Regions from separate parts of the Mus musculus genome. Here region 2 is linked to region 1. A link is a loop called in an ENCODE intact Hi-C map of the cell type or tissue named here. Cell type or tissue: gastrocnemius. All regions are shown on one strand. Each heading gives the region's core, and the rest is flanking DNA. Links, peaks and the distances in the headings are about the cores only.

Region 1 (4,382 bases), core at 92-4,091:
GGCTTTGGAGTGAGGACTGGCACCTATGAGGGCTTGCACAGGTTGCTGACAGATGAAGCTGTTGCTCCACAGAACTCAGCCGGGCGGAGCTAGTGCTTACCTGTTCCAGTTGGGACAACAGTGGTCATGTGTGGGAAGCGGCAGTGCTGAGCCTGATAACTGAGAAGGAGGCTAGACTCTGTCTTTTGTTTGTTTGTTTGTTTGTTTGTTTGGAGAAAGGGTCTCTCTATGTAGACCAGGCTGGCTTTTAACTCACAGAGATCCACCTGCTTCTCCCTCCCCAAGTTCTGGGACTAAAGGTGTCACTACTCTTGACTTGTGTGACATTTTGAAGGGGGATCCTGGCCAGGCATGCCCAGTGGAGAAAGTGGGTCATTTCATCCACCTCGTTAGGAATGGCTGGCTTTAGGAGCCTAACTGCTACCTTGTCCTCTTGACTCTGCTCTCCTGGCGAGCCTCTCTCCTTGGGGTGTCACCTTTAGGCTCATATCTCAACACACAGTCCAGGGGTAGGTAAAGGGTCTGTACTCAAACCCTGCATCTGGCTTTCAAGTGCACCTGTCTGAGGTCAGCCTGCTGATGGGGAGGAGTCTAGGTAGCTCCTAGATGGATCCTGTGCAGATGACCGGGTGCCCTCGGAAGGTTTTCACATACCTTCCCAAGCCCCAGGAAGATGGAGGCACACAGAGCAAATGACAGGTAAAAACCCATCCCATGTGGACACTGGGCTCTGTCCTTCCTGGGTTGTCTGTAGGATCTACTTGCACCATCTCCTATTGCCAAGGGCTCAGAAGGCCAGGCTGCTCTTCAGGCCAGGGTATTGGGGAAGCCCTGAGCTAACTCTGTCTTCCACGGGTGCTCTGGGGAGGCCTATCCCTGAGTCACTTTAGAGCCATGGCTAAGGTTGTCTTGGATTTCCTGACTTCTCCCAGCCTTGGCAACACGACCAGAATGAGGCCCTTTATAAGCCCCTCCAGATCTTCCCCAAACAACCTCAACCTGATAGCCTGGCCCATCCCCATCCCTGCAGGGGATAAGTCACGGAGCTGGTTGGGGAATTAGCCATTGCCCAGCCCACTCCTTCTATAGCGTGGCTGTACATTTTGCTATGAGAAGGAAATGTGGCCGAAGAATTTCAAGATAGTGATACCAGTGCAGTAAATCCAGCTTGGGTCTTGCACACTGGCATAGGCTTGCTTCCATGGAGGCTCCTGGCTAGACTAGAACACTGTGAGAGACTACCACATCCTCTCAACCACAGGTCAGGAGCCAGGGCAGGGCACCTGACCTCTGTGGTAACCCAGCCCGGCACACAGGCAGTGGCCACTAGGTCCTTGGCTGTGTCTTTCTTTGTTTTTTGTTTTTTATTTTTGTTTTTGTTTTTTTTAGAGACAGGGTTTCTCTGTATAGCCCTGGCTGTCCTGGAACTCACTTTGTAGACCAGGCTGGCCTCAAACTCAGAAATCCACCTGTCTCTGCCTCCCGAGTGCTGGGATTAAAGGCATGTGCCACTACGCCCCGGCAGGCTGTGTCTTTTTTGACTGCCTCTCCCAAGATGGGGTAAGGGTGCATACCCTCTCCCAGAAGGACTCCAGTTACCAGGTTGCCTTTCCCCTATGTCCTTAGCTCCACCTTATGGAGGAAGCATGCTGGTGCCAGGGAGGGAGGGAGGGTGGCCTTGGCTAGCCTTCCTCCCTGGCCTGGGCTACTACCGGAAAGAAGAAACCTCCATTCTCTGTCCTGAGCCTCATCTCTGCTCTCCATCTAGGCTCCCCAGGCGTGTTTAACCTGCCCCTCCCATCCGGTATGCAGCTTCCCTGGCACCGAGGCCCAGCCAGCGGCTCCGGCCAACGCATTTGGCTCTCAGCAAGCTAAATCTAACCCAGCCCAGCTGTCGCTCCTCCAGTTCTCTCCTGCCCTGCCAGTTCCCTGCACGAGGATGTGCGTATATTCTTGCCACCCGATATGGGTCCCTGGGACTTGTGGATCCTAGACCAGGATCCGGGACCTCTCTTTGCTCAGGTGTATTCTGCATCTGTGTTCAGGGTCCAAGGCAGGGTCAGTGTGTGGCAGGTGCTCAGGGGATACTGGGAAGAAAGACAGGGACCCATCTTCCATCAGCTCCAGTACAGCCAGGAAGAAGGAACCATAGTTCCCTGGGCCAGCTCCATGCTGGGTATGGAGTTGCCCTAAAGACTATGAGATGGAGTCTGGCTGGCATCCGTCCCACACTGGCCCAGGAGGGTATCGTGGAATTCCATTGTTATGGGCTTTAGTGTATGTGTGTGTGGGGGTTGAAGTCCCAGCCCCTGGGGCCTGGGTGGGGGTGGACAGTCTCAGACACTACTCAAGGTGAGGCCAGCAGGTAGGCCTACTAGGCAAGTGACCACTGTAATCATCTCTTCTGAGCCTGTTTTACTTAGGCCAGTGACACCCTCAGGTAGAATGCTTCAGCCTTGTCAAAGTAGCAGGGGATGGTGTCCTGGCTAGTGAAGTGTAAGTGGAGAAATGGATGTTGGGAAAAGAGAGAGAAACCCACTTTCCACCAGTCAGAGTACAGCTGGGAAGAGGGACACACTGGTTCACTGGCTGAACTTTCCTCAGCTCCTGGGGCAGATTTTCAAGCTGATTTATCTTGGGGGCGGGAGCAGCAATGTTATCCTTCCTCCCTCTTTTCATCCCTTCCTTTCTGGTTAGAGCTGTGTGTGATGATTAGAGCACCAGCCACTGTTTTGGGCCATGGCGTGACATGAGACTGGAAGGAACCTTTGTTGAGTTATACAGCAAAGCAGGAGTGAGACAGGGCAGCTTGGGCTCCTGTCACATGGGAGCAAGCACACTTCTATTTTGTTGAAGCCTTTGTTATTCTGGGCTTCTTCAGAAATGGAGTGCTTGCTAACCATTCCTGAAGGGCAGGCAGCCAAGTCGGCTCAAATGTTTCCTTCAGCAAGGCAGGATGCCATTCTAGTGACCTGTCAAGAAAATCTCAGTGTTCGCACATGCTGGGTCTGAGCTGGGCTCTTTGCGTGCAGGCGCCTCCACACACTCTGGTCAGCCTTGTGGGGGAGGAAGAAGCGTGCTGGCTTTGACCGGTTTTTCACACATCCCTCTGATCTCAGGAAACAGTAGCTAACTAGCAAGTGAGGCCTCCTGACCTCAGGTAGGCAGACTCCTGGGGGCCTCCTGATCACTTGCCATGAGTAGTTGAGCATTTAGCTGACACAATCCACTCTAGGGCACTCAGCCTACAGTGGGGCACACAGAACTGGGAAATGAGAAACGGGCCAGTAGCTTCCTTGGTGCTTAGAAGGGAGTCTGTGGGGCCTCCTTTTCCACCTCCTCTGGATCCTCACTCCTTGACCTCTACAGGACCTGTCACTAGGAAGGTTGTTAGGGTAGCTTCCCAAAAGAGGAAGGAGTGTTGGGGTTAGCCTGGGATGGCTTGGGCTTGCTGTCACATAGAAGGAACTTTGGGGTGAAAAGTTTAATGGGGAACACCACTTTTCCTGCTTCCTTTTGGCAGAGTTTAATAGGTGCAGCTTGTTCGTGTCCCAAAGCCACAGGGGGAAAAAGAATAAGAAAAAGCCCTTTTCTGCTGCTATTGATAACTTGTCTCTTCACGAGGCGGGTTCAACCTAAAAATACCCACCCTCCCCGACAGGGAAGCCAGCATCGTCACGTTGCAGAGGAGACTTGAAAGTTGACTGAGAAGAATCAGCCGAGCCACGTGAGCCGGTCCAGGCCTCTGTGGTCAGGCTGCCCACTGGCAGCCTACTTCCTGTCCCCACGGAAGATTCCATGGCATGGCTGAGAAGAGAGCTGGAAGTGTGTTCTGCCAGGGACCTGGGAATCTGGGGTGGAGATGGCCTCAGGCTGGCTTCAGCAGCAGGGGCCAGGTGGGGCCACATACAAGGCACCCCAGTTCCTGGATGCCACACCCTGGCCCAGCTGGCGGACAAACAGGCTGAGATGAAGAGATAGCATTCTGGCAAAGAGGTAAGAGTGGAGTGGGTGAAGGGCAGAGGGTGGGTGGTTGGTAGCCTGTCCCTGGGCGAGCTGCTGCTCTTGAGCCTTAGTTTCCCTTCTGGAATGGGGAGCGATCATCTCTGTTCTGCCTCCGTCAGGGGTGAGGATGGAAAACAGGATGATGGGGTTCGTGTTGCTATCTGGCTGTGACCACCCACAGCGCCAGCTGTGGTCAAGGGAGGCCTTGCGTGGGTCTTGCGAGACACAGGCAGATGGCCCACCCTTGAGGAAGGGGTAGTTCCCGCCCTAGTCAAGAAGACAGAGGGATTCTGTCAGGGAGCCTCTGGCCTCCATTCTAAGCCCTCAGAGTTGGCTTGACCTCCAGGATCTATCCTGTAATCTCCCACCTCCACTTA
Region 2 (4,382 bases), core at 176-4,175, 94 kb before region 1:
TGCATGCACATGTGAATGTGTACCTGCACACACGCAGACGTACATAAGCTCTCTCACGCAGCACACTCACAGACACGAAAAAGAGAAACCATGAAGATTGTCTAGCAAGAGTGAGGAGTCAGCTCTGAAAGAGGTTTCTAGTCCTGTCTCCACCAGGAGAGAAGCCTCCATCTGCCTTGCTCACCTGAGACCCGGGGAAAATGTGGTCAGGGAGAGTGAGCGCTTAGTTCTGAGACGCTCCGATGAACAGGAAGCCCTGTGCCTGAGTGGAAGGATAGGCTATTGAGGTGTCGACACCCTGTCCTCTGCCATAATCGGCACTGTAAAAACAGGATCCGCCTCACGCATGGCTAATGATGGGAATATGAGGTTTTATTGGGGTTGCTTTCGGGACTATGGACTGGGAGGGGGTTACCTTCAAGAGCATAAATGACTCCATGCTTTGGCAAATAGTCAGCAGCTTCTCACAGTGTGAAATATAGATTACCATGTGATCTGGATACCGTATTCCTGAGAACAATTAAAACAGCTAGGCAATGTTCATGGGGTATGTTCTAGCTGGGCAGCCTTGTCTGGCCTCAGTGGGAGAGGATGCGCCTAGCTCCACAGAGACTTGATGTGCCAGGATGGGGGTGATAGCCAGGGGGCTCCCACCCACTCAGAGGAGAAGGGGAGGAGGAACTAGGGGGAAGGACTGTGGGAGGGTGTTGGGCCTGGGGTGGGGGCAGTAAGCAATCAAAGTAAAGTGAATCAATTAAGAAAAAACAAAAAAACAAAAAACAGCCAGGCAAATACACAGGTGTTCACCGCAGAACTATAATACCTAAACAGTGGCAATAACTAACGTAAATGTCTGTCAGGAGGCGGCGAGCCAAGCAGCATCATGAAACAGAACATTACCCAATCATCAAAAGGGAGTCACTGATCCAGGCTGCCACAGACGAGCCTGGAAATCAGACAAACATTTGCCAAGCGAGGGGGGACTGTGCATGATCCCATTCAGATGAAATTTCATTCAACGTCCACACCAGGCAAATCAACGGAAACAAAAACCCCTAAAGCTGTTTGGTACTAGAAGAGGAGGGAGCAGAGGAAAACTGCTAATGAGCCTGGGGTTTCTATCTGGGGTAGTGGTTATACAACTCTGAACACATCTGAACGTCACTGAGCTGTATACTCGAGTGCTATTACAGTAAGTAAGTAGTATCTCAGTAAAACTGTTAAGTCAGAGATGATTCTGGCCCAGCCTGGTGTGGAAGAAGAAACCTCACCACTATTGATGACTGTCACTTGAGTTTTCTGAACCTGCAGGGCTTCCAAGGCAAGAGTTTTTAGCATGTAGGGAACATACTCCCAGTGGCTACCTTTCCTATCTAGTGCCTGGTACCTACTTAAACGGTACAGAAGCCCTGGCCCAGGAAACCAGTATCCTCTAGGGACAGCCCTCTTCTCAGACTCTGCCTGCTCCCGTCCCGGTTTCCCAGACACAGACAGTGTGTCCCACTCTGTAGGCCTCCATTGCTGGCGCATGACAATTTTGTCACAAGGAGCACTAATTTGCCCTTTGCTCTTGGGGTGGGGAAAGGATTGTGGCTGTTAAGTCAGAAAGAGAGGATTGTGGCTGTTAAGTCAGACCTGCTTATGAGCAAAAATAGAATCTTCCGTTTCCCAGCGTGCCAGCCTTGGGCTGAGTGACAGAGCCTCGGAACAGGGACGAGTGTCCTAGGGTCAGCCGAGGACCAGCTCGGAGAATCTGGACATCTCTCATTTACATGACCTTGTTCCTTGGGTAGTGGCTTTACCCGGTAGGTGCTCCTTCCCCAACAAGCAGGTGCCAAGAGTGCCCAGGATGGCTGGAATGCTCTCAGGTAGGCTTCTGGGTTGTCATGGCAACTACCTAGGAGGGAGGCATCTTGCATCTCCTGTGGAGCCAAGCTAGGATGAAATGCCAGAGAAAACACTTGGAGGATCTGCTGCTCCTCTCTCACTGTCCTGCTCCAGCCTCAGGGAGCCTTCCTCTGCCCATCAGCTGCCTACACAGATCCACAAAGCAGGATGCCCAGAGCCTCAGAACCAAGGGTCAGAGGTCAGAAGATTTGGATTAGAGCCCTACCCTACCTACTGTCCCCTGGCTGTGTAACCCTGGCAAAGTCATCCAGCTCAGGATGAAACTGCATGATACCTCACAGGGCTGGCAAGGAGACCACTTGGCCGGGTGTGTGAGATGGTCAGACTAGCTCTGAGTGAGCTTTTATTTCTATCCAAGAACAGAGGCCCAAGGAATTTGCCCCCTCACCCTAAGCTGTTCCTGAGGTCTCAGAGAGGCTTGTCTCCAAGTAGAGGTCCATTTCTGTCCCGTGTTCTTGAAGCACTTTCTGTGTTTCTGCCTCTCCAGCACTTAGAGAGTCAATATCTAGGGTTGCCTAGAACCCCATTAGGTTTGACTAGCAGCCCAGCCTCAAACGGCTGCACCTGTGAGAGTGGCTGAGGCTTGGTGATTGTGTCAAGAGCTCCACGTGCTTCTCTCTGCTTCCCTGTAGTACGGCTTCAACACTGCGCTGCTCCAAACCTGGAAAACCTGGGTGTCAGGGAAGTGGGGTGGGAAGAGGAGAAAGGCAACAGAGAGGACAAGAAGCCACCTGGGACGGAGGGGAGGGGACAGGCAAGAGAAGGGACAGAAAGATGAGCTCAGCATAAAGGCAATTGCCAAGCCTGGTGACCTCAGCTCAGTCGTCAGAACCAACGTGACAGTAGGAAAGAACCAAAGCCCACAATGTCCTCTGACTATTGCGCATGTGCAATGGCCCCCAACACAGATTCATATCCACACATACAATAAATAAATATATGTAATTTTTAAAGAGTAGGGACAGGGCTGGGCAGTGGTGGCGCACGCCTTTAATCCCAGCACTTGGGAGGCAGAGGCAGGAGGATTTTTGAGTTCGAGGCCAGCCTGGTCTACAGAGTGAGTTCCAGGACAGCCAGGGCTACACAGAGAAACCTTGTCTCGAAAAACAAAAACAAACAAACAAAAAAGGAGTAAGGACAGAAAGAGAATCAGGAAAGCTGGAGCTTAGCTAGCAGACTGCTTGTCTACTGTGCATCAAGCCTGTGTTTAATGTGGTAGCAAATGCCTGTGACCCCCAAACTTGGGAGGCAGAGGCAGGACGATCAGGGGTTCAAAGTCATCTGAGCTACATAGTTTACAGCCAGCCTTGGCTACTTGAGAGACCCCTGTCTCACAAAACAATACAGGACCAGGAAGGGGAAGAAGAGAAGGGGTGCTGAGTAGAAAGGAGGGAGATGTCAAAACACATGAACTTTGACCCACTGTGCAGATTCTAGAACAGAAGGCTGGTTGAACCGTAGGAAATGGAGTTCATCTGGAACCAGGGACAACAGGTAAGGCTGCAGGAGGATTGCTGCTTATGCAGATCCTCCTCCTTACAGCGCAGTCACACATGCAGCACTAGTATGCTAGGAGACAACCACCCTGGGCTCCTCGTCCTCTTCTCTCTGCCTCCCACACAGTCTACCTGTGCCTCCTCTTTCCATCCCAGCCAGTTCTGATCGCAGCAGATCAGAACTTTCCGGCAGCGGCAGTGTGGTGATGAGATTCTGAGTGTGGGGAGAAGCCAGGTCAAGACTCCTTACCTGGCATATCTCTATACGTCACACCAGGATCTTAATTGCTCTTTACCCGTGGACCATCAACCTAACCGTGGTTTTCTTTAATTCTTGGTTTGTATGTTTTGTGCTAAGCACCTGTGAGATCTGGCGTGCTTCTGAGTTACAGAATGGTTTTCTGTGGCACCACACAGTCACCTGCTCCAGAATACTGGCAAGTGTTATCCCAGCTGGCCAGCACTGAAGTGTGGGATGGGGGTTCAACTTCCTGCCTTCTCCCTGCCTTTCTTGGGGCTTGTGCACTCTACTCCCATGCAGCTTATGGCTGCAACGAAGGTTTCTGCAGCTAGCTCAGGTTCTTCACACATCCAACCTAGCCACTCTCAGAGCCTCATGCAGCCATTATCTTCTGGGGACTTCTAGTGTTCCAGTAAGATGGGCAGAGTAGCTAAATCACCATTTGGGAAAAGGAGAGACTGAGATAGGGAATCTGACAAGGTCAGAGTTCCTCAGAAGCCCTGGCTACTCTCTATAGATCTCTCCACACGATTACCAAAGGGGTGGGCTCAGCAGGCTCTCCAGACCTGCACACTTGTAAAGAACTATATTGTAGCATTACTGGGTAGATGCGCCAGCCAGGAAACAAACACTTCTCCAGTGGATACCTGGGTCAAATTTCAGTCACAACTATTCCTTTTCTTGGGTCTGTGCAAGTACCCTCCATTGCTGGTACTGGGCAGGACATCAGAAATGAA

The links. Hi-C counts contacts between places; a loop is a spot of excess contacts. Peaks named below come from ENCODE experiments on the same cell type or tissue, not always from the same donor. Only the 100,000 strongest peaks of a DNase experiment are listed, where the experiment ranks them.
Region 2: it touches region 1 in a loop (2.3-fold over the local background); 1 of 42 quality-filtered maps calls a loop at or near these places.

What each region holds. Positions count from the first base shown.
Region 1 is chr2:180,112,475-180,116,856 of GRCm38, forward strand. It overlaps a transcript of Osbpl2 not described here. Among named protein-coding and RNA genes, the nearest start is that of Gm46782, 3.9 kb to the left of the region's middle. In gastrocnemius, for the core only: a CTCF peak has its summit at 1,641; DNase peaks (open chromatin) are centred at 1,841, 2,198 and 2,959; H3K4me3 peaks cover 344 bases; H3K27ac peaks cover 3,323 bases.
Region 2 is chr2:180,018,484-180,022,865 of GRCm38, forward strand. No RefSeq gene overlaps it. Among named protein-coding and RNA genes, the nearest start is that of Lsm14b, 4.3 kb to the right of the region's middle. In gastrocnemius, for the core only: no CTCF peak of the experiment used is centred there; DNase peaks (open chromatin) are centred at 1,942, 2,098 and 2,558; H3K27ac peaks cover 2,320 bases.